Linked DNA regions of Homo sapiens: all the other regions are linked to region 1. A link is a contact called in ENCODE Hi-C or POLR2A ChIA-PET data. All regions are on one chromosome and are shown on one strand. The core of a region is the stretch at or near the end of the contact, and the rest is flanking DNA. Distances in the headings are between cores, read along the strand shown. Region 1 holds the start of ATP9B (ATPase phospholipid transporting 9B (putative)). Region 2 overlaps LOC284240 (a long non-coding RNA gene). Region 3 overlaps CTDP1-DT (CTDP1 divergent transcript). Region 4 holds the start of SLC66A2 (solute carrier family 66 member 2). Region 5 holds the start of TXNL4A (thioredoxin like 4A).

Region 1 (4,441 bases), core at 1,662-4,161:
GTTACTGTCAGGTGTTGAGTGAGGGTGAGGAGATGGTGTCACTGTCAGTTGTTGAATGAGGGTGAGGAGATGGTGTTGTCACTGTCAGTAGCTGAGTGAGGGTCAGGAGATGGTGTTGTCACTGTCAGTAGTTGAGTGAGGCTGAGGAGATGGTGATGTCACTGTCAGTTCTTGAGTGAGGGTGAGGAGATGGTGGTGTCACTGTCAGGTGTTGAGTGAGGGTGAGGAGATGGTGTTGTCACTGTCAGTAGTTGAGTGAGGGTGAGGAGATGGTGTTGCCACTGTCAGTTCTTGAGAGAGGGTGAGGAGATATTGTTGTCACTGTCAGGTGTTGAGTGAGGGTATAGATGATGTTGTCACTGTCAGCTGTTGAGTGAGGCTGAGGAGATGGTGTTGTCACTGTCAGTTCTTGAATGAGGCTGAGGAGATGCTGTTGTCACTGTCAGGTGTTGAGTGAGGGTGAGGAGATGCTGTTGTCACTGTCAGGTGTTGAGTGAGGGTGAGGAGATGTTGTCACTGTCAGTTCTTGAATGAGGCTGAGATGCTGTTGTCACTTTCAGGTGTTGAGTGAGGGTAAGGAGATGCTGTTGTCACTGTCAGGTGTTGAGTGAGGGTGAGGAGATGGTGTCACTGTCAGTTGTTGAGTGAGGGTAAGGAGACAGGAGACGGTGTTGTCACTGTCAGTAGTTGAGTGAGGGTCAGGAGATGGTGTTGTCACTGTCAGTTGTTGAGTGAGGGTACACTGTCAGTTGTTGACTGAGGCTGAGGAGATGCTGTTGTCACTCTCAGGTGTTGAGTGAGGGTGAGGAGATGGTGTTGTCACTATCAGTAGTTGACTGACAGTGAGGAGATGCTGTTGTCACTGTTGGAAGTTGAGTGAGGGTGAGGAGAAGGTGTTATCACTGTCAGGTGTTGAGTGAGAGAGAGGAGATGGTCTGTCACTGTCAGATGTTGAGTGAGGGTCAGGAGATGATGGTGTTACTGTCAGTAGTTGAGTGAGGGTCAGGAGATGGTGTTGTTGCTGTCAGTTATTGAGTGAGGGTGAGAAGACGGTGTTGTCCCTGTCAGTAGTTGAGGGTCAGGAGAAGGTGTTGTCATTGTCAGTTGTTGAGTGAGGGTGAAGAAATGTTGTTGTCACTTTCAGTTGCTGAGTGAGGGTCAGAAGATGTTGTCACTGTCAGGTGTTGACTGAGGGTCAGATGGTGTTGTCACTGTCAGTAGTTGAGTGAGGGTGAGAAGATGCTGTTGTCACTGTCAGTAGTTGAGTGAGGGTGAGGAGACGGCGTTATCACTGTCAGGTACTGAGTGAGGGTGAGGAGATGGTGTTACAGTGCCAGTGCTGTGAGAATGAGATGGTGTTATCAATATCAGTTGTTGAATGTGGGTGAGAGATGGTGTGAACAGTGTCAGCGGCTGAGAGTGAGGTAGAGAAATAATGGGTGAGGCCATTGTCAATTAGGAGGCCATTGGCGTCTTTTGAAAGTAGTTAGTGTCTGTGGAGTGGCATGTATTCAGGTTACATGAAAAGCAGCTGAGAAGCAAACTGGCAATCAGAGTGGCAGCAACAAATTAAGAATATTCATATTCATAAAGACCATTTTTTATAATGAAAAAGTAATACATGCAGATGGGGGAAGATCACCTGAACCTTGAGAGGTGGAAGATGTAGTGAGCCGTGATCAAAACATTACACTCCAGCCTGGGTAACAGAGACCCCATCTCCAAAAAACAGAAAAGAAAAGCATTTATAAGTTCATGTTGAACAGTGTTTCAAACACATAGACAAAATTTATATGTCATGAAAATGGAATATCAGAAAAACATTGTTTAAAAAAACACAAAGTGAGTAAACCATTAATACGTGAGGTGAGCGGTGCATCAGCTTGCCGGCTTCCAGCTGCAGCGGGTGATGGAGGTGGAAGGGAGCTGTCCTCGGGACAGGAAATGAAACAAACCCAACCAAAGCCGTGTATTCGTTTATTCAATATCGTTTTGCTTTCTTGTGTAGACTGAGGGTGTAAACCTCGTTTCTGACAGTCGCCTATAGGACTTTTCAGCAGGCTGTGGGCCTAGAGGTGGGGGATGTGGAATCAAGCTAAAGACCCAGAACCAGAGAAAGAAGGAAGCAGCAGTGAGGAAGCAGGACAAGAACATCTCGGAAATTCAGCCCGGCGCGGTGGGCGCGCCTGCAGTCGCGGCGCTTTGGGGGCCCGGGCCACGTAGCACGACCCTGCCTGTGAACGCACAGACACCAGCGGTTCCAAGGGCGCGGGCAGGAAGCGGGCACCGAAGGCAGGCTGGAGAAGCGCGGGGCGGAAGCAAGAAGCCGCGCGGCGAGGAGGGCGCGTGGGGCCCCACACAGCCATGGGGCGCGCGTACTACTGGCAGCGCAGGCTCTGGACCGCTAAGGAGGCCGCGCGCGCCCACGCGTGTCCCCGGCAGAGCTTCCAGGAGACGGCTGCGAGGCCCTTCCACCCGCGGACCAGAGCGCGCCGGGTCGAACCACGACCCACGTGCAGGCCCTCGCGCGCTACCGGAAGGCCAGCCTGTGGCGCACGCGCGCCCCGCCCCGCCGATCGGTGACGTCATCGGGCCCGTCACGAGGCGGGGGCGGGGCCTCGGAACGCGACGCCCCCCGTCCCAGCTTTAGCCACTCGTGACGTCATTGCCCGGACTCCACTGCCTCCTGCGCCGCGCTTTTGCCACCCTGGGCACGTCATCGTGCGCCGACGCCAAACGAGGGCGGGGCCTAGGGACGCCACACCTTCCGCGCCGCCGCTCGTTACGTCATCGGACCTCGCCGCTTGGCGGAGGCGGGGAAGGCCCGCAGGCGGCGCCTCAGCCGGGGTTGGCGCTGAGGGGAGAGGGCGGGGAAAAGGTGGCGAATTGAGGGGAAAGTGGGAGGGGCGGGAAAGGGGCGGTCGGAACATGGCGGACCAGATCCCGCTTTACCCGGTGCGTAGCGCAGCGGCGGCCGCAGCCAACCGCAAACGCGCGGCCTACTACAGCGCCGCGGGGCCCAGGCCGGGAGCCGACCGGCACAGCAGGTAACCGAGGCGGCACTGGCCCCGTTCCCCGCCGACGCTCCCCGGGGCCCCCAGCCCACCGCAGGAACCCGGAGCCGGGCGGGTCTGGGGTCGCTACCGGCGCGCCCCATCTGTTCGCTGGGAGCCGGGAGTCCTTGGCGTTCTGAGCGCGCCGCAGCTGTGGCGTCCGCCGGTGGTGAGGGCCGCGGGCAGCTGCCGGGGCGAGCGGCTGCATCCCCGGGACGCCTGGGCCGAGCGTAGGAGCCAGAACGGGAGCAGAGAACCGCGGTCCAGTGTTGAGGGGTGGCTGCTCTCCTAAAGTAAACGGGGATCAAAAGTGCTAACTTCTCGGATACTTCAGAGTCTCCGAAACTTGTTCTTGTAGCCCTGTGAATTGTGAAGGTGACGGATGTAACTTTTAATTGCTTTGTTAAAAACACACTTCTTATTGAAATGACTTCTCTTCGACATTTCGATATCTTTGCTAGGCACACTTTTTGTTTAAACATATATATACAAAGTGCTTTTTGTCGACAAGTAATTTTGCTTTTACGAAAGGGAAATGGGGTATTGAGAACGGTTAACTTGTTTAGTGGGGTCACAGGTTAGCAGTAGAATTAGTGTACAGACCTTTCATACTCGAGATTGCATTTAGCTCATATTTAACATTTCTCATTCAAAGAAAAGAAAATTTTAAAAAGTGTTGCTTCTTATAGTTTTTGAAGTTTTATTCCAGAGGAATTGTCGAAAACATAATTTCACTCAATATGTAGTTGCTTCAGAATTTGAGTTTTTGAATAATTTTTGTTTTCGGCCATTTGAGAGACTAACATATAGCTCAAAGTACATACTGGAATGTTATAACGCTGATTTGAGTGTTTACCCACTAGCGATTTACTCTCGGGTAACTTATTTAAACTCAAGCCATGGTTTCCTCATCTGTAAAATGCTGGATAATATTTTTTCTTACGGGATTATTGGAGATTACAGTAGAACATGTGTAAGGTGCCCTTTTTTCAGTGCTTGGTTGGAAGTGGGTTCTGGTGTTACCTATAACAGTAATTGTGTTAGTAAATCTGTTTAATTTTAGGAGTTCTTTAGTTGGAAATGTGCCACCTGTTTCAAAATAGGTTTCCATCACAGATTGAATCCATTTTTGCCTCATGTACTTTGAAGCACTGTCATGTGGTGCACGCACATTCAAGATTTTTTGTCATCTCGGTGGATTGTTCCTTTCATTGTTAATGTTCCTCTGTCTCTGGTAATTTTCTTTGCTCTAAAATCTTTATTAGATATTGATGTCGCCATTTATGCTTTTTTTTGGATTAATGTTTGCATGGTATTAGCTTTCAACTTACCTATGTTGAATTTGAAGTGAGTTTCTTGTTGGATCTTATATTTTTTATCAACTATGC
Region 2 (4,276 bases), core at 962-3,461, 520 kb after region 1:
TGAGGGAACCAAGGCAGACTCAGCACCAAGCAGGGGTCAGGCCCTGGTGGAGGTGGATTTTCTTCACTGTGGCACAGTCCTGCTCAGTTTCTAGTCCTGATGGAGGTGGTGGAGGCCCTGGTGGAGGTGGATTTTCTTCACCGTGGCACAGTCCTGCTCAGTCCCTGGACTGCCCCCCTGCACCCAGCAGCACAGGCCGCAGAGCCCAGGAGATGTGGGCAGGAGCTTTCCCCTCGCCTGCCCCACTCCTGCCCACCCAGTGGGCACCCCGTAGATGGGAGCAGCTCTCCGTCTAGCACTTGGACTGCTGGGCTGAGTCATGGCTGCAGGCAACGGCTTAGTGGCATCTCCCAGGTGCCACTGCAGGGATAGCCTCTGTGTCTCCAGGCTCTGCTGTGGCCCCGCGGAGCCAAGCTTACCCATGCCGCTGAGTCGGGGGCTGCAGAGGCCTGTGCGGGCTGCGGTGGCTAGACCTGGGCCTGGCTGCTCAGATGCTGCTGGAACCCTGCTCTCAGCCTGGAGGCTGGCAGGTCTGCCAGGGGCCAACGGGCAGGCATCGCCCGTCTGAAGCTCTTTGCCTCTGAAGGAGCTTCAGCGCCAGCCAGGGGCAGTTTATGAGAAATTCAGAGAAACATGTAGGCTTCTCTGTGTCTTCTGAAGAACTGCCAATGCCTCACCCACCTCTGGCCAGAGGACTCTGGAAAACTTGCGTTTCTGGTATGTATAGAAAAGCGACATGCTAAGCCGCAAAGCCGCCCCCTTCAAGACGCAGCACACGCAAGGCTCACCCTGCCACGAGCACTGGTACCGGCTCACTTTCCGCTCTGCTCGGCGGGACTCCGGCCAGGCCCAGCGTGCAGCTGCAGAAAGGTTTAGAGTGAGGCTTCCACTTCACTCTCCGGTCCAAGAGTTATACTATCTGGTGGAAGTGTTTCTTTTTCCTTTTTTGGACAGTTAAGCTACAGCGATGGGCCAACTGGCACCAGTGTGGAGAGACAGGTATTCCTCACTTTGTGGCACCAACGTGGTTCTGGCAAAGTGGCCTCTTTTCCAGTAAAACAGTCTTCTCCCCTCCCTCGCCTTCCATTTTAGGACCAGTGGTTTGTCCCTGGGGAAGCAACCCCAATTACAGCCAGCTTTGCCATCTGTGGAAATAGCCTGGTCACCAGAGGCACAGAAGCCAGATGCGTGGCCATGCCGGCGGCAGCACCCGCGGCAGCACCCGGGGCAGCCCCTGCCCCCGACCCATGAATCTCAGTGTCCCCCAGGCCGCCCACGTCCCACTCTGCCCAGCCTACACCACCTCCCTCACCGCAAAGTGCCCGCTCTGCAGCTCCATGCCCCTGCCCAGTGGAGCCTCAGCCCCGTCCCACCTGCAGCATGCCCAGCCCAAGTGCCCGAAACCCAGAGCCTCGGACTCAGGGCAAAAGGAAGCCGCCCCATTCCACCACATCAGGGTCTCCACTGTGCTTATTTAGAGCAGAGCACAACTCTCCTTGCGTCTGAGTCCCTTCACACAGGTGACTGAGAGGCTCAGGACAGAGCATTGCAGGGGAGACAGAGGAGGGGCTCGGCCTCGCCAAGCAGCTGGCTCTATTCATTTAGCAGAACCGCTGCCCCACCCCCTCCCAGCCCCTGCACGGAGGGAGGCCACTGGGGCCGGCCCGTCCCCAACTTCTATTTTGTTTTCGCCAGAGCCGCCTCCAGACTCCCTCTTCACATTTTATGTCAACTCTGGGGCCCTGCTGGCTGAAAGTGAGTTCTGTTTTCCGGCAGCCCTGTGGCTTTTGGACTCGGCCTTGAAATTAGTTCATGGCGACCCAGGCACACATCGCGCTGGGAAGCCACGTGGGAGCCGTGCGGGTGGAGCGGCCGCCACAGCCAGACTGAAATGTAGCACAGCGCCTGGGCCTCGTCAGGCCTTTATGACAGAGTGTAAAGGGAATTGCTGCTTAGTCACCAATTTGCTTGGCAAGATTGGATGGATTAGGAAACACGTCGAAGGTCAGACAGTAGGAGTTTGTCTAGACGCTCTATTTTGGACTCGGCGCTGACCCGAGGTGTTTCTGTAGCAACCTTTACAACACTGCTATTCTGGCAATATTGGAGAAAACATGATCCCTCCCATCATCAGGTAGGGCCCGCTCTGAAAATCCTCGCCCCATCGCTGGGTTTGCTGAGGCGCCTCCAACTCCATTTAGGACGAGGAAGCCCGACGGGGAGGCCCCTGGGAGGGACCGGCTGCTTGGGCGGAGGCCAGGCCTCGGGAAGCTTGTCCAAGGCTCACAGGGAAAAGCGCCAAGAAATGGAAGTGGCTCATTTTTCCTCTGGGCCTGAGGGGAAGGTTTTGATTTTACAGCCGCCCCTAGTCATTTCTCACAGGTTTGAAGCAGACCTTTCCAGGGACGGGGGAGGGAGAAGGGAGATGGGGAAGGATGGGGAGACGCCGTGAGGAGGCAGCCACCTCCGGGGATCCCCGGAAGCCTGGACGTGCTCTGCCCGGTGGTTCTGTCCCCAGGGAACACGTGGTCATGTCTGGAGGCATCTGTGGCTGTCACAGTCATGGTATGGGGTGCTCCTGGCATAGAGGGGTGGGGCTGCTTCCTTTTGCCTGTCCCTGCTGCCCTCCCCGCCCTCCATGTCTCCCTGCCACCTGCCCTGCCCTCCCCACCCTGCATGTCTCACTCTCCATCGTACCTGAGGGCCCTCTGCCAGCTGGGAGAGGGGACAGCCCAGGCTTCAGTTTCCCTGCATTTCCCCGGGAGTAGGGGAGCCACGAGCAGTCCGTAGGTTCCCTCTTCCTCCCAGGGCCTCAGCACCAGATCCTGGAGCTCCGGACCCCGCAGTGGGTTCCCCAGCCTCACAGCCCTCCTGGGGCCCCACAGGGGAGGGACGCAAAGCTGGCTCTGCAGCTCCTTAGCGCGTGACCTCTGGCAACTTCAGCCTCTCCTGCCTCAGTTTCCCGAACTCTGAAGGGAGGGCGAGTGACACGATGATTCCTCAGCAGAGACCCCAGGCCTCTCTCTCCCACTGACCGCCCAGGGGAGTGAAAGTCCAGGACTCCGTGCATGCCTGGGGACCCGGGCAGTGGGGGAGCAGAACCGGGGACCCGGGCAGCGGGGGAGCAGAACTGCAGGCCCGGCCGCAGCACCTGCCCACCTTGCTGGTGAGGGGTGAAGGCTTCCAGGCCCTGGCCTCCACATCCAGACACCACCCTCACCCGTGCAGGAGCGGGACTCGAACCCACCTCTCTCGCCTCCTTGTGCTGCAGGGAACATTCAAGTCCTGATGTGGACTCTGTCCTGCTGCAGCAGGAAATCCAGAGATGCCTCTGCCACCACGGCAACGGGCTCTGGCCAGAGCAGCAGGAGGGAGCTGGGCCCACATGGCCGTCACCGTGGTTTGCCCACAGCTGCTGTTTCTGAGCCGTCACAGGGTCAGGGGCATCCAGGGAACACGCTGAGATGCAGCCTCTGCTGCAGCCCGACAGATGTGTAGCTGCTTCTGGAGCACGCCCGGGGAACACCCTTTCTTCCTATGGATGCCAGCTGGACTCACTGTGCAGACAGGGCCTGAACCAGACCAGAGGCACTGGCTTCTAGGCGAGGGACCTTCTCAGCACGGGACCTGCAGCTGCCTTTCCCACACTCACACAGGCTCTTCCCATTGTCCTAAGAACCCTGTGGAGGTACAGGCAGGGGTTATCCAAATGCTGACTCATGTGAGTCCGACAGGAGCATGGTGCCCGCCCGAGGAGTGTCGACCTCACGCTAGCCACTGTGATTATTGTCACTGTTACTGTGTGAGCTGCTCTGTTCGGGAGGGGAAGCCACGCTGAGGAGCAGCTGGGACACGTGCCTGGCCCTGCCCTCCAGCTGGCCTCCGTTCCACACATGAGAGCCTTGCCTAGAAGGCCCTTGGTGGTGGGGGGGGTGGGGGTTGGTGCCTGAGCCCCCCACCCTGCAGCTCTCCTCATTCTCGTGCAGTAGGTCCCCTTTGCTGTTGGACTTGCAGCTTCTGCAGGCAAGAACAAGGTGACGTCCCCTCCGTTCTCCAGCAGCAGCTGTGGGCCCACTTGGGGTAGAAGTGAATGAATGAGTGACAAACTGAGGATGCAGATGCCTCGGCTGCAGAGGAGCAAAGACAGACATTTCATTTGAAAGCTCGGAAACCACACAAGCAGGAAAAGAATGAAACGAAATATTTAAAGTGTTGAGAAAGGAAAAAATAGACCCCAACCTACAATTCTGTACCCTGTGAAGTTATCCTTTAAAGT
Region 3 (4,461 bases), core at 1,141-3,640, 570 kb after region 1:
CAGTGAAACTTTCCAAATCCCCAAATAAAGCCGCAGTGCGGAGCGAGTCCTGCCCGGAATGGTGGGCTCCTCTGCTGTATTCTTAAAATTGAGGTAAAACATAAATAACATAAAATGTGCCATTTTAACCATTTGTAAGGGCACGGTCCAGAGGGCTAAGCACATTCACGATGTTCTGTGCAGTCCTCACCACCGACCGTCTCCAGCACTTTCTCATCCTCCCAACCTGAAGCTCTGTCCCCGTGAAATGCTCACTCCCCTGCCCCGGCCCCCGGCACCCCCACCTGCTTTCTGTCTCTATGGACCTGTGGACTCCAGGGACCTCCTGTGAGTGAGACTCACACGTGATTGTCTTTACTGGGCATGATGTCCCCAAGATTCATCCATGGTATAGCCTGAGTCAGATTTTCCTTCCTTGTCCAAAGCTGAATATTCCACTGTAGGACGGATCACGTTGTGTGGGTTCATTCCGCCCTGGATAGACACGTAGGTGGTGTGTGCCTTTTGGCTTTTGTGAACAAAGTTGCTGTGAACATGGGGGTGTAGGTGCTTCTTCGATATCCTGATTTCAATTATTTTGGGCCTATGCTCAGCCTTCACTGTATTTTAACATGATTTTATCTTTCTTTAAGCGACTTTTTACATACGTCCATAAAATTTTAACTTGTTTAGTTGAGCGGTAACTGTAATTACAGTGGACCCTTGAGGAATGCAGGTTTAAACTACATGGGTACATTTATTAAGCCAGTAGTTTGCACATGGCAGGTCCTCCTGGCTGCAGGGACTGAGTGTGGGGACTGGTCCCATATTCGAGGTTCTGGGACGCGTCCCCCAGGGACATCAAGGGACGGACAACTGTGCCATTTTTCATATTTGCCACCAGCACCATCTCTAACTGGGTTTTCTGCTAATCAACGCCCCTGATTGTCAGGAGGAGAGGAGACCGGGCAGTGAGGCCCCAGTGCAGACCCCGGGCAGGCTGGGCTCACTTTAGCCTCCCCAGGCTCCCTCCCAGCCTCCTGGCCTCGGGTTCCAGGCCTCTTACCATGAGGACGATGACAGGCCCGGAGCTCCCGTTCTGATTTAAAACTGCGGACCCAGCCGAGACCCTGCAGGGCCTCCAGCCCCACCTGCTCCTTCCAAGCCCGGTCTCAGCCCGGTCAGCGCCGCCCCCTCCGCCCTGAGGAGGAACCTGGCCCTTCGGAAGTCTTCCACTGTGTTCTCTGGGGAAACCACGGCGCCTCTCTTGCCAAAGCCTGGTTCCTTCTCTCCCTCTTTACCAGGCTGGGTTTTGCCGGCATTGTCTGTCGGATGCTATGGAGATGGGAAAATGAATTTCATCTTTCATCTTGCACACACCTGTCTGAAGGCCCAATGTTGCCCTGGTGTGGGGACAGCGAGGGGCAAACTCGAGAAGCCCCTGTGGACGCACAGGTGGCCTCGTGACACCCCCAGGGGAGGCGCCCCAGACCCCCCCCCCCCGCCCGACGCCAGAACCCACGGGGCGGGGCCTCGCCTGGAATGGGGCATCCTCTCTAGAGGACTTGGGATACCTCGAACTATGCAATGCGGTGTAAATACTGTTTACACGGTATTTTATTGGGTTTTTTTTATTGTTGTATTGTGATTTTTCTTCCCCTCTGGGGTTGGTGGAACCCTCAGTTGCAAACAGGAATGCAGAGGTGGATGGTGGTTCCACGATTTGGAAATCATGAAAGACTACAGAGTCCTGCCAGCTTCTTGGTAGAACTTTGTTTTTTATAAGCTCGATAGAAGATCTTATTAGCTTGATGATTCTTTGAGACCAGGTGCTATTCTTATCTAATTTATTTATTCATTTATTTCCTCAACAAATATTTCTTAAATGACTTTTATATTCTCCCCCAAGCATCTTAAGCAGATGCTTAATAATAGGAAATAACACTCCCTTTATACAATAACATTACGCAACGCCATCATTTGTTCTCATAAAGGCAATTAGTGCATGAATTTCCACCCCCACCCTCAAAAAATTGCAACACTGTGTGCGGTGGAGAAATCCTGGGCTGTCTCAGGTTTCCTCACTCCACACTCTCCCCAAGACAAAGTGGGTAGTTACCGCGCTAGAAGGTGGCCAAGAGCATGTGAGTCTACAGGCAAGTACCTTACTCTCCTGGGGTGAAAATAATTCGGAGAAAGTAGAATATATGAAAAGAAAGTGTGGAGTTAAAGAACCAAAGCTCACAGACCATCTCCCCAGTAACCAGAGTTACTTAAATGCTTTGAATGCCACTTCTCTCATCTAGAAAATAGGGGTGAGGCCTCTAACTTCCCAGGACTGCCGCCCACGTCAAACCCTACCCCGAGCATGTGAAGCCTCTGAGGCCTGCGATTTTGGCTGACAGAGGCACAGGCGGAGGCCAGGGCAGCGTGGGGAGCAGGAAGCCCCCGTGGCAGAACAAGAAGCTCCCCGTGGGGGAACAGGAACCCAAGCCCCATGGGGGAACAGGAAGCAGGTGAACTTGCTGCCTCCCCTCCCAGCTGGTGCGTCCCCAGCAGACAGAGGCCCCAAAACACCGAGTGACTCAACCTACAATCAGGCTTGTTTCCAAAACCTTGATTTCCAGGTTTCAAAATTGTAAGCTAAGCCCCGTCCATGGCCATGTGCCGCCCAAAGACCCCCCTCAGCCCCTCAGCCTGTATTCTTGCCCCCATAACTGCAAGCACTGCCCGGGATGGCCAGTTCCATAAAGAGCCAGCTTCCTGATTGCATTATCCGAGGACGAACCTCCCCAGGACTGAGGAGTTCGTCCCCCGCGGCTGATCACACAAATGGATCAAGGGCCTCCTGCTTGGAGGCCGGAGGGGAGAGCAGGTGAGACAGAGTCATCGATTCCCAGGCAACGTGGAGCACACATCTGCGCCTGGAAGGGGGCTGTCCCATTCTCGTGGAAGTCAAGGGATTTTTACTTCATCCTCCCACAGGCATCCTTCCTGCGCTGTTTCAGAGCCTAGAAGCTGGGGTGCCCCACAGGACTTGGCCATGTCTGCACCTCAACCGACAGTCACTTAATATGTTTCTCGAATTAATTTTAAATGTAATTTTGCTTTTCCACTTAGGCTCATTGTAAGTAAAACGAGTGACATCATGGACTAATGTGCCTGTTATATTACTCTCTGTAACACATTCGAATTAATGTATAATAATACGTAAGAAATAACTAGTAAAATAAAGAACGTGTGTGCACATTCTTCCTAAAGAGCCTCTCTTGCACGGACAGGACTAGGCATAAGGTATTTGGGGAAACTGTCTCGCGAGAAGTGAGGGGCGGAGGCAGGTGTCCGGAGGCCTGCAGGTGCCACGGGGCTGAGGCCGGCCTCCTGCGCGGAGTCCCTCCCTCTGACCTCCCCGGGGTGCGAGCCCCACCTGCAAGGCGGTGGAGAGACGTCTCCATCTAGTGGCCGCCTGCTTCCATTACACTGGGAAGCAAGTTCCTGACCCTGAGGGTCCCGGGTTCCTTTTGGTGATGAAAACCCTCCGGAACTGAATAGCGGTAATGGCTGCACAACCTTGTAAATATACTAAAAACCCCTGAATTGGGCATTTTAAAGGCATGAATTATATGGTACGAGTTATATCTCCATTTTTAAGAGAACTTTTGTGAAAGGTTTCAATATATGAGCAGAAAAACCTTGTTCACGTCTTCTTATGGTGAAATGAAAGCATCTGAAGCACAGTGAGTGTGTCTTTTTTACTTTGTCCAGAAACATGAAGTTTAAAACATCCAGGGACCACAAGTCTTCGAGATAGAAATGTTTCATTTGTGCTTTTCTGTAAGCCACAGCTATAGTTACTACTGAATACCATTCTTCCAGGACCCTTTTATCTGATATTCTAATAAGTTGTTTCTTTTTAAAGGCACTTCTCCCTAAAAAGTGTTCTCAGGCTGCAATTACACGGATCTGAAGTGTGCGGCATACGGCTTTGCTCTCACTCTGCAGTGGAGCTTGTGGGTGTGGTGAAATGATGATGTTTTATTCTAAGGGGAGGCCGAGAACCATCTGCTTCTCGACGGAAACCATGTGTTATTACAAGACGCTACGTCAGGCGTTTTAACATGATACACTCCTTGCAATTATACTTACTAAACAGAACACCACTGCAGAATTTCCCTAATGTTCTCCTCACACACCAACTCAAGAATCTTCCCCTGCACCTCAAATGGTGCAATTATTTTGTAAAGGTCTTTGTCAGTGGATTCAAAATAACCAGAAACAATAATGATTATTATTTAGAATTCCAGTGTAATTTTCCAGCTGAGATGCAGCCTCAGGTGTGGACAGAGTGGAAAATGAGGTGATTTGTGTCCAGCCCGTCTTCAGGGAGGGGAGACCCTGCTACTGGCTCCTCATTGCCCGGCAGGGAGTGTCCTCCCCCAAAAGATGCTGGAATGTGGCTCCACGGGAGCCATGAATCCGTGT
Region 4 (4,058 bases), core at 1,471-3,970, 880 kb after region 1:
CTCACTGAGGCCACTGCAGCACCGCCAGCCACGTCTCCAAAGCAGGCGATGGGAAAGAAAGAAGGAGTCTCCAAAATGAGCACCCCTGAACCTCCCTCAGATGCAGCCTGGCCCAGAGACAAACCTCGAGACGGGACTCGGACCCAAAATCCTCCTCCGAGGTCGTTGCAGGGGACAAACCTCCCTGCCTCAGAGACAACTCTGGGGAAGAGGCAGCCAACCCACTCGCTCACCTAAAAATCCCTGGCAGGGGCAAAACTAACACCCAGGGACACATGGACCAATGGCTGCCCATGGCCAGGGCTGGGATGAAGGCCACGGAGCAGGGAGCACCCCGGCTCATGAACACGGGACACCTCAGCATCAGAACTCATCAAATGGACACGAAAGGGGTGTATTTCATGGAATGCAAATCACACCTCAATAAGGTTGACTTAAAAACTAACAGGCGGGCCAGGCGCGGTGGCTCACGCCTGTAATCCCAACACTTTGGGAGGTCAAGGTGGGTGGATCATGAGGTCAAGGGATCGAGACCATCCTGGTCAACATGGTGAAACCTGGTCTCTACTAAAAATACAAAAATTACCTGGGTATGGTGGCAGGCACCTGTAGTCCCAGCTACTCAGGAGGCTGAGGCAGGAGAATCACTTGAACCCAGGAGTCAGAGGCTGCAGTGAGCCGAGATTGTACCACTGCACTCCAGCCTGGCGACAGAGCAAGACTCTGTCTCAAAAAAAAACAAAACAAAACTAACAGGCAAAGAAGCAGGTACGTGATTACTCAGTGACCAGAGTCAGAAGCAGAGTTCTTGACACCAGCTGCCTGGACTCCTTCTCTCCACCCCTCCACCAGGCCCTCTTCATAGGAAGAGCAGCAGACACCTTCCAATCTGCCCGGACAGAGAGGCTGGGATCACCCAGAAGAAAGAAAAATTTCAGACGTTTTTGGCCTTAGAATGCAGCTGTGAGACCTCATTTCCTCTGAAAACTCACCCTCCCAATTATGTCTGCCTTCAACAACTGTTAAAATTAATTTCAATTTCCTTAGCCTAATACAAATACAAAGAGGAAGTTGGGGAGAGGAACAAGACAGTCTCCAGAGAGAGTGACTTCCTATTTAAATAAGGCAGGCCAGGCGCCGTGGCTCAGCTTGTAATCCCAGCCCTTTCAGAGGCCCAGTGGGGAGGGATGCTTGAGGCCAGGAGTTCGAGACCAGCCTGGGCAACAAAGTGAGACAACCCCCCACTCCCCTGTCTCTACAAAAAATACAAAAAAAACAATTAGCCGGGTGTGGTGGTGCGCCTGTGGTCCCAGCTACTCGGGAGGCTGAGATGGGAGGATCACCTGAGCCCAGGAACGTGGAGACTGCGGTGAGCTGTCATGTCATCATGCACTTCAGCCTGGACCACAGAGCAAGACCCTCTCTCAAAACAACAAAGAAAAACTATACAACATGAAAAAGGAGGGCAGGAACGGCTCCTCTCCACAGGCAGGCCTAGGCCAGTGCCCAGCTGAGAGGTCCCTGCTAAGTACCCATGTGGAACATCATGCAAGGAGGCGGATCTGGAGATTTTCTCTGAGATTCTGTGCTCCAACCCCACCGTTTTTCTGGAAAAATAATCTCACCCTAAGAAGTGACTTGCCTGCAGCCACGTACCCCATCCACGGCAGAGTGGGACGCTGGCCCAGCAGGGAGGTGTGGACCCTGCTGCTCCCCCGGCCTCAACCAGAAACCCCAAAGGAGAAACCCTCTTCTCCGGGTGCAGCCCAGGAAAGCAAGCCCCCAACTTACCAGAAGAGTATCCGCAAAATGTTGGCCACCAGCAGCACCAGGCACACGTAGGTGGAGAAGCCGTCGGCGTTCTGCGTCCTGCGAATGTCCCGATACTGCGGGACGTAGGGCACCACCCCTCCGAAGACCATGGCCGCGGCCGCGCCCCAGGACACCAGCTGGTGCAGTGGCACCAGGAGCCAGTCCAGGCCCTCGGCCTCCATCGCAGCGCCCGCCTGGCCGAGGCTGTCACGGGCTCCGCGCCCCGCGGGCCACCGGCCGCCTGCTCATCGCCGCTCCGCGCGCTCCTGCGGCCTCGGGGCCTGCGGGGAGCGGGGAGCTGCTCGAGTTCCGCCCAGGGAGGCTGGGGCGGCGCGCACGGACCCGACCCGACCCGCGCCAGCCGCAGGACCCGAGGCAGAGCGGGGGCGACCGGGGCCCGGGGCGCGCGAGGAGCGGCCCCTGCCTGGGACGGGGGGGTGTCTGGGGGTCCCGAGACGCTCCCGGAGGGGGCTGGGGAGGGGTCCCAGCGCCGGGGTCGAGGACGGGCGAAGCCCCTGGGGTCACCGCCCGGGTGCGCTTAGCCGGCGGGGGTCCACGCGCGCCCCGGGATGGGGTGGGGGAGGGGGCGCAGGGCCCAGGATCGGGGCGCACTGTTCGGGGGAGGGTCACAGGGCCTAGCATGGGGGCGCACGGCTCGGGGGAAGGGGGCGCAGGCCCAGGATGGGGGCGCACGGCTCGCGGGAGGAGGTGCCGGGCCGGGGACCCCACAGGACCAAGCCAGGGGACTGAAGGCCGCGACCAACTGCCCCGGCCCTGCGTCCTCGGCCGCCCTAGGCCGCCCCCCGAGGACCCCGCGCCGCCCCCGCGCTCCTTACCTGCGCCCCCAGCCCCGCGCCCAGCGCCCCGCGTCCCCGCGCCGCTGACCCGCGCGCGTCTCGGCGTCAGTCCGCTCAGGCGCCGGGAAACCCCGCCCCGTGACGTCACAATGCCGGGCCCCGCCCACGCCGGAGCTGCGCGGAGGCGCCGCGGTGTCCTAGAGCGCGCTGGGCAGGGCGGGCGCAGGCGGGGCCGGGAGCCGGGGCTGTCGGGGCGGTGGGGGCGCGTGGCTCCTCCCGCCCGGTCGGGAAATACCAGCCGGGCGGGGCCGGTCCCTCAGGCCTGGCGCCCACGTTAACCCGTCTCCAGCTGTCCCGGCGCGCGGCCATCCAAGCGGAGGGCGTCGTCCTGGAGGGCCGGGGGCGCGGGGTCCGGACGCCCCTCTCACGCGTGTCCTGAATGCGGGCCACCCGGGGACGAGTCTCGTCCAGCTCTGTCCTGACCCAGGAGACCCGGGGACCCGGCTCGGAGTTTGCAGCGCCCAGAGGCGGCCGGGGTCTCGGGAAACGGAGCGCCCCCCGCGGGTCTCCGCTCCGATGCAAGTGCCCCACGAGCAGATGCGCCGGGGCCGTCGCCGGGGGGCCGGCTGGACGCGCGGCCGTCACCGTGGCCATTGTCATTATCGTGGTTGCGGCCACGGTCGCTGTCGCTGCAGAAACGCGGGGCGGCCTCTCCCCATCCCCGTGTAGTTCTCCGGGCTGAACCGTTGGGCGCCTATTTGCAGAAAAGGCAGCTCCTGAGCCTCAAGACAGACTCGGGGGCCAGGCGTGCGTGAAGCCCGGGCCCTGCTGCCGGCCTCGCGTGCCAAGCCAACTCCGAGCCCCACACCCGCCCGCGGGGAGCTGCCCTCGCCCGGGACCCTCTTGGCCCGCGCGGGTGAGGACTGAGGGCGAGGGGCGCGTGGATGAGGGGCGCGCGGGTGAAGAGTGAGGGGAGCGCGGGTGAAGTGTGAGGGGAGCGCGGGTGAGGGGTGAGGGGCGCGCGGGTGAGGGGTGAGGGGAGCGCGGGTGAGGGGTGAGGGGTGAGGGGAGCGTGGGTGAGGGGTGAGGGGTGAGTGATGCGCGAGTGAAGGGTGAGGGGCGCCTGGGTGAGGGGTGAGGGGTGAGGGGCGCGCCGGTGAAGGGTGAGGGGAGCGTGGGTGAGGGGTGAAGGGTGCGCGAGTGATGGGCGGGTGTGTGTAGGGTGAGGGACGCGTGGGTGAGGGGCGCGGGGGTGTGAGGCGAGGGGTGCACGGGTAAGGGGCGAGCCGCGAGGTTGAGGGGTCCACGCTGAGGGTTGCTTCCCCGCCAGCCGCGGCCTCTTCTCCACGATCCCGGCCCCCTGCCCCCTGCCCCCTGCCCGACTGGTTTTATGGGGGATCATAAGGACAGTCACCACCTAACTAGGAGCAAATCCCCAACAATCGAGGA
Region 5 (4,013 bases), core at 1,127-3,626, 920 kb after region 1:
GTGCCACCACGCCCGGCATTTGTACTTTTAGTAGAGAAGGGGTTTCACCATATTGTCCAGGCTGGTCTCGAATCCCTGGGCTCAAGTGATCGCCTACGCTGGCCTCCCAAAGTGCTGGGATTACAGACATGAACTACCGCGCCTGGCCTAGGTTTGCCCTTTTAATAACTATATTATAATATTCGCATTAAAAGTTTATTAATAAAGCTATCCAAATTTTTGGACAAAAACAAAAATCAGACTATTTTAAAAGACCAAAAAAAATACCCCAAAGTGAGCCCATTTCAACTGTCCTTAAGTGTGTGTCCACTATGTGTGTCCACTAGTGATACAGTGATTCATTCTGTAATAACAAAGAAATTGGACATAAAGGAGTTGGAAAAGAGCAAATCTGGCAAAGACCCTAAACACTTACATTAACACATAAAATCTGTTTTCTAGCTAAGAGCATCTTGCTGAGCTGTGCTCGGATGTGATGAGACAAAGGCCCTCACATCTCCAGCCATCCTAGCCTCGAGCTGCCGGCAGCAGGATCTGAACACCACCCGATGTTTATGCCACCACCTGCAATGTAGAACAGTGAAAGATTCTAGAATTCATAACTCAAAGTCAATACAGCAGTGATTTACTTATTGGGAAACTGCTCTTAGTCAATTCTTCGCTGGATTTCCAGTATCTGCCCTTGTCCACTACAGCTCAAGCAATGACAAACTGATGTGTGGCACTGCCTCTCTCATCATCTCTAATCCCCGGCTGGCAGAACCCCCAGCGTGTGAGAGAACTGCTGCTCTCCCGAATTCCCTAGGTCCCTCCTCAAGTCCTCAGTGTCCAGGAGGAAGAGGCTGCGAGATGGCTGGTACTAAAGCTACTCCACCTCCATCCCTGACCCCCATGGAAGGTGGTTCAAGGTCAAGTCGCATCAGAATTCCCTGAGGGGCTTCTTTAAAAAGCCATTGCTGGACTTCACCCCATACCCATAGAATCAGAATCACAGATGCATTCTAGTAAGCACTCCAAGGGAGTCTTGTAATAACTAAAATATAACAACAGTTCCTAACTTCATGCCTCTCCTACTAAATAAGAAATAGCAAAAATTAATAAATGGCAGGCCAGATAGTCTTTCCTTTCCTGAATATAAAATATGTCCTTACATCTGTTACTCTTTACTCAAAGGAGTTATTTTAACCCAGGCCTACTTTTTAGCATCTGTGAAAGAAAAGATAGCTTCAATGTTACTTTTACTCTTCATTAAAAGGAATAACCTCTCAAATTACTTATGGAAAATTAATATGGCAAATATTTTATTAACACCCTAGTATTTGTGCCCTTTGCCCTATTGCTACAGCTGCAAAACCTCAATAAAAGTCATCCTAAAATTGCTATGAGGAACCACAGAAAAAGAATGAAATCTGGTTATAAAATAGTGTCCTACAACTTTTATTGTCAGCAAGTAAATGCCAAGACCACTCAGTGTACTAATATTAGAAATTCAGAGAACTAATTCTAACAAAGCATATTTCTATTTTCTCCTGATGTTTACTGCACCTCAATCACTGTAAGCTGTAAACCACATGACTCACAAAAAGCGTGGTGGGATAAAAAAACACACCCACAGAAAAGCAGGATTTCTCATGCTATGAACATGAAAGTCCTGCTTTATGCATACAACGAATAACTCAGGTACCAAAAAAAGACGTCCTTTTAAATTAAGGATCCGCGCTCTCAATAAAACCTGCAAGTGCATTTTGTTCACTGAACTATAAGTTTGGGAAAAACGCCTTATCAACAGAAATAATTAATTCATTTGAGAGGAGGGGGATCATAAACCCTTTAAAATATGAAAAACTACAAGAGCTCCCCGCAGAAAAAGGCGTGAAACGCCGGCACAGTCCCCGAGAGCGCTCGACCGCAGCGAGGGGAGGAATCGCCTGAACGACGGAGCCGCGGCCCCTCCTCGGGGAACAGCTCGCGCCCCCAGGCGACGCCGGCAGGGCAGAGGCGCGGGGCAGATGCGGAAGCACAGCCCGCAGAGCGGGAGAGTCCGGCGCGCTACCTTCTCGGCGATGCTGTACAGGACCTCGTCCATCTTCATGCACGTAGGATCCCAGTCGTGGCCGAAGCGGATGACGACCACGCGGTCCTCCTCCGAGAGGATGGCCTGGTCCACCTGCCAGCCGTTGTGCAGGTGCGGGAGCATGTACGACATGGCGGCCCGCGCGCTCGCCGCCGCCCAAGGCGGGGCGCCAGGGAGGGCCCAGCGAGGTGGGCTCAGCCGGCCCCTCACTCCCCGGCCCCCGCCGCCCCCGGGCCCACGGACGAAATCCGGTCCCGCCCGCACACGCAAACTCCGCTGGGACTGCCACCCGGCAGAACGTCTGGGCGCGCACGCACCGACGCCGTGCGTGCTGACGGCATGCGCGCGCGCTAGCGCCGTGCGTGCTGACGGCATGTGCGTATAGGCGCCGCGCGAACGTGTAGTTGGCCGGGTGGAGCGGCGGCGACCTGGGCACCGTGGAGCGCCGTTGGTTCCGTCATAGCAGCTGTCGGAGTGGGGGTTCCTCCCCAGCGTCCAGGCGGCCTGGTGGTCCTGAGAAGCCCCGGGCTCGCCGTGCCCTGCCCCCACGCTCCCGCCCCGAGGCCGCCCGCCGCCGCCCGGGCTGTCCTCCAGCCACGGATGGGGACGTCCAGAAAGGCCCGGAATGCCCGGCACTGCGGCTCGTTTTCTTCCTTTCTGGTGCTTGTTTCTGTGTGTTACTAAGACAGTTCATGTGTGTCATTTGTGAAACTTGATCATAAAAATGTGTCGTTGTTGCCATACCCAACCACAGCAGAGTCGAGCAGCGGGGTAGGGAGGAAGCACTGGGCAGGCCGTCCTTGAGGAATGTCACCATCAGGCCGGCTGCTGAGCTGCCTGTTGTAACCTGAAACCAGGTTTTTTAATTTGTCTTTTTATAAAGAAAAAAAATTTTTTTTTGAGACGTGCAGTGACGTGATCTTGGCCCACTGCAGCCTCCGCCTCCCGGGGTCAAGCGCTTCTCCTGCCTCCGCCTCCCCATAAGCTGGGACTACAAGGCGCCAGCCCGGCTAGTGTTTTTTTGTACTTAGTAGAGACGGGGTTTAACCATGTTGGCCAGGCTGGTCTTGAACTCCTGACCTCAAGTGATCTGCCCGCCTCGGCCTCCCAAAGCGCTGAAATTACAGGAAGAAGCCACCGCGCCCGACCTAAAGCCAGTTTTATTCCATAGCTTCAGCATAACTTCCACCTCCAGGACTGATCTGGCCCCCTGGCTTCGCTCACCAGTCAGAGCTCCCCAAACCCTTACTAGTGCCAGTGAACTTTCTCAAAGAGAAATAAGTTAATATTTCTCTTTTTAAAATAAAACCTCTAACCTCTGTTCTTCTGAGAGAGCACTTTGGGTTCATGCTGGAGACTCCCTGGTTTGCAAACTGATATTGATAGTAAAACTCTTGTCTACTATCTAGCTATCCTGGTGGTCCTTTAGATGACAAATTTAAAACAAATCACGCCCGGGCGCGGTGGCTCACGCCTGTAATCCCAGCACTTTGGGAGGCCGAGGCCGGCGGATCGCCTATGGTCGGGAGTTCAAGACCAGTCTGGCCAACATGGTGAAACCCCGTCTCTACTAAAAATACAAAAAATTACCCGGGCATGGTGGCGCCCGCCTATAATCCCAGCTACTAGGGAGGCTGAGGCAGGAGAATCGCTTGAACCCAGGGGGTGGAGGTTGCAGTGAGCTGAGATCGCACCACTTCACTCCAGCCTGGGTGACAGAGTGAGACTCCATCTCAAAAACAACAACAAATCACTATGCAGATGCTGTGGTGTCTCTCAGATGGGCTGTGGCATGGTGAGAACTACAGTCTGAAGAGCCTGCTGGCATGGGGATTGAAATGGGTTCCATGTTTGGTTTCCTCTGGGACACAGCACCATAAGGTGCTTTGATAATATGCACCCACAATTTAAATACTAGAATCACAAGTGCAGCTCACTG

The links. Hi-C counts contacts between places; a loop is a spot of excess contacts on that map. ChIA-PET counts read pairs that join two places held with the same protein, here RNA polymerase II (POLR2A). Pooled maps may share reads with other maps.
Region 2: a map of ascending aorta shows a loop between it and region 1 (6-fold over the local background). The contact joins the enhancer-like site here to the promoter of ATP9B in region 1. A Hi-C loop is called at or near these places in 2 of 168 maps with a recorded cell type or tissue (ascending aorta and tibial artery) and 6 of 50 pooled maps.
Region 3: a pooled map shows a loop between it and region 1 (6-fold over the local background). The contact joins the enhancer-like site here to the promoter of ATP9B in region 1. A Hi-C loop is called at or near these places in 7 of 50 pooled maps.
Region 4: a map of ascending aorta shows a loop between it and region 1 (5-fold over the local background). The contact joins the promoter of SLC66A2 here to the promoter of ATP9B in region 1. A Hi-C loop is called at or near these places in 4 of 168 maps with a recorded cell type or tissue (CD4-positive, alpha-beta T cell, ascending aorta and naive thymus-derived CD4-positive, alpha-beta T cell), 4 of 37 single-sample maps with no recorded cell type and 22 of 50 pooled maps. POLR2A ChIA-PET finds 5 or more read pairs at or near these places in 1 of 52 experiments (activated B cell).
Region 5: a loop to region 1 is called in a map of naive thymus-derived CD4-positive, alpha-beta T cell, with 14 times the contacts of the local background. The contact joins the promoter of TXNL4A here to the promoter of ATP9B in region 1. A Hi-C loop is called at or near these places in 1 of 168 maps with a recorded cell type or tissue (naive thymus-derived CD4-positive, alpha-beta T cell), 2 of 37 single-sample maps with no recorded cell type and 14 of 50 pooled maps.

Annotation. Positions count from the first base shown.
Region 1 is chr18:79,066,483-79,070,923 of GRCh38, forward strand. ATP9B (ATPase phospholipid transporting 9B (putative)) reads left to right here and starts at 2,912. Exons shown (of 30, transcript NM_198531.5): 1 at 2,912-3,047. The coding sequence starts at 2,929.
Region 2 is chr18:79,587,145-79,591,420 of GRCh38, forward strand. It overlaps LOC284240 (a long non-coding RNA gene), which reads left to right. Exons shown (of 4, transcript NR_148949.1): 4 at 1-1,874. Among named protein-coding and RNA genes, the nearest start is that of CTDP1-DT, 90 kb to the right of the region's middle. RefSeq lists an enhancer at 3,273-4,112. Within about 2 kb of position 2,212, at least 13 of the 41 ENCODE cell types and tissues checked have a DNase peak (open chromatin) inside an H3K27ac peak, as active enhancers do.
Region 3 is chr18:79,640,826-79,645,286 of GRCh38, forward strand. It overlaps CTDP1-DT (CTDP1 divergent transcript), which reads right to left. Exons shown (of 5, transcript NR_136643.1): 3 at 1,046-1,314; 4 at 343-474. Among named protein-coding and RNA genes, the nearest start is that of CTDP1-DT, 37 kb to the right of the region's middle. RefSeq lists an enhancer at 4,141-4,461. Within about 2 kb of position 2,391, at least 5 of the 41 ENCODE cell types and tissues checked have a DNase peak (open chromatin) inside an H3K27ac peak, as active enhancers do.
Region 4 is chr18:79,948,933-79,952,990 of GRCh38, forward strand. It overlaps SLC66A2 (solute carrier family 66 member 2), which reads right to left and starts at 2,721. Exons shown (of 6, transcript NM_025078.5): 1 at 2,649-2,721; 2 at 1,792-2,093. The coding sequence starts at 1,994. It overlaps LOC124904336 (a long non-coding RNA gene), which reads left to right and starts at 3,877. Exons shown (of 2, transcript XR_007066429.1): 1 at 3,877-4,058. RefSeq lists silencers at 2,003-2,122, 2,163-2,242, 2,563-3,072, 3,203-3,252.
Region 5 is chr18:79,986,187-79,990,199 of GRCh38, forward strand. TXNL4A (thioredoxin like 4A) reads right to left here and starts at 2,377. Exons shown (of 3, transcript NM_006701.5): 1 at 2,054-2,377. The coding sequence starts at 2,206. RefSeq lists silencers at 2,190-2,429, 2,470-2,759.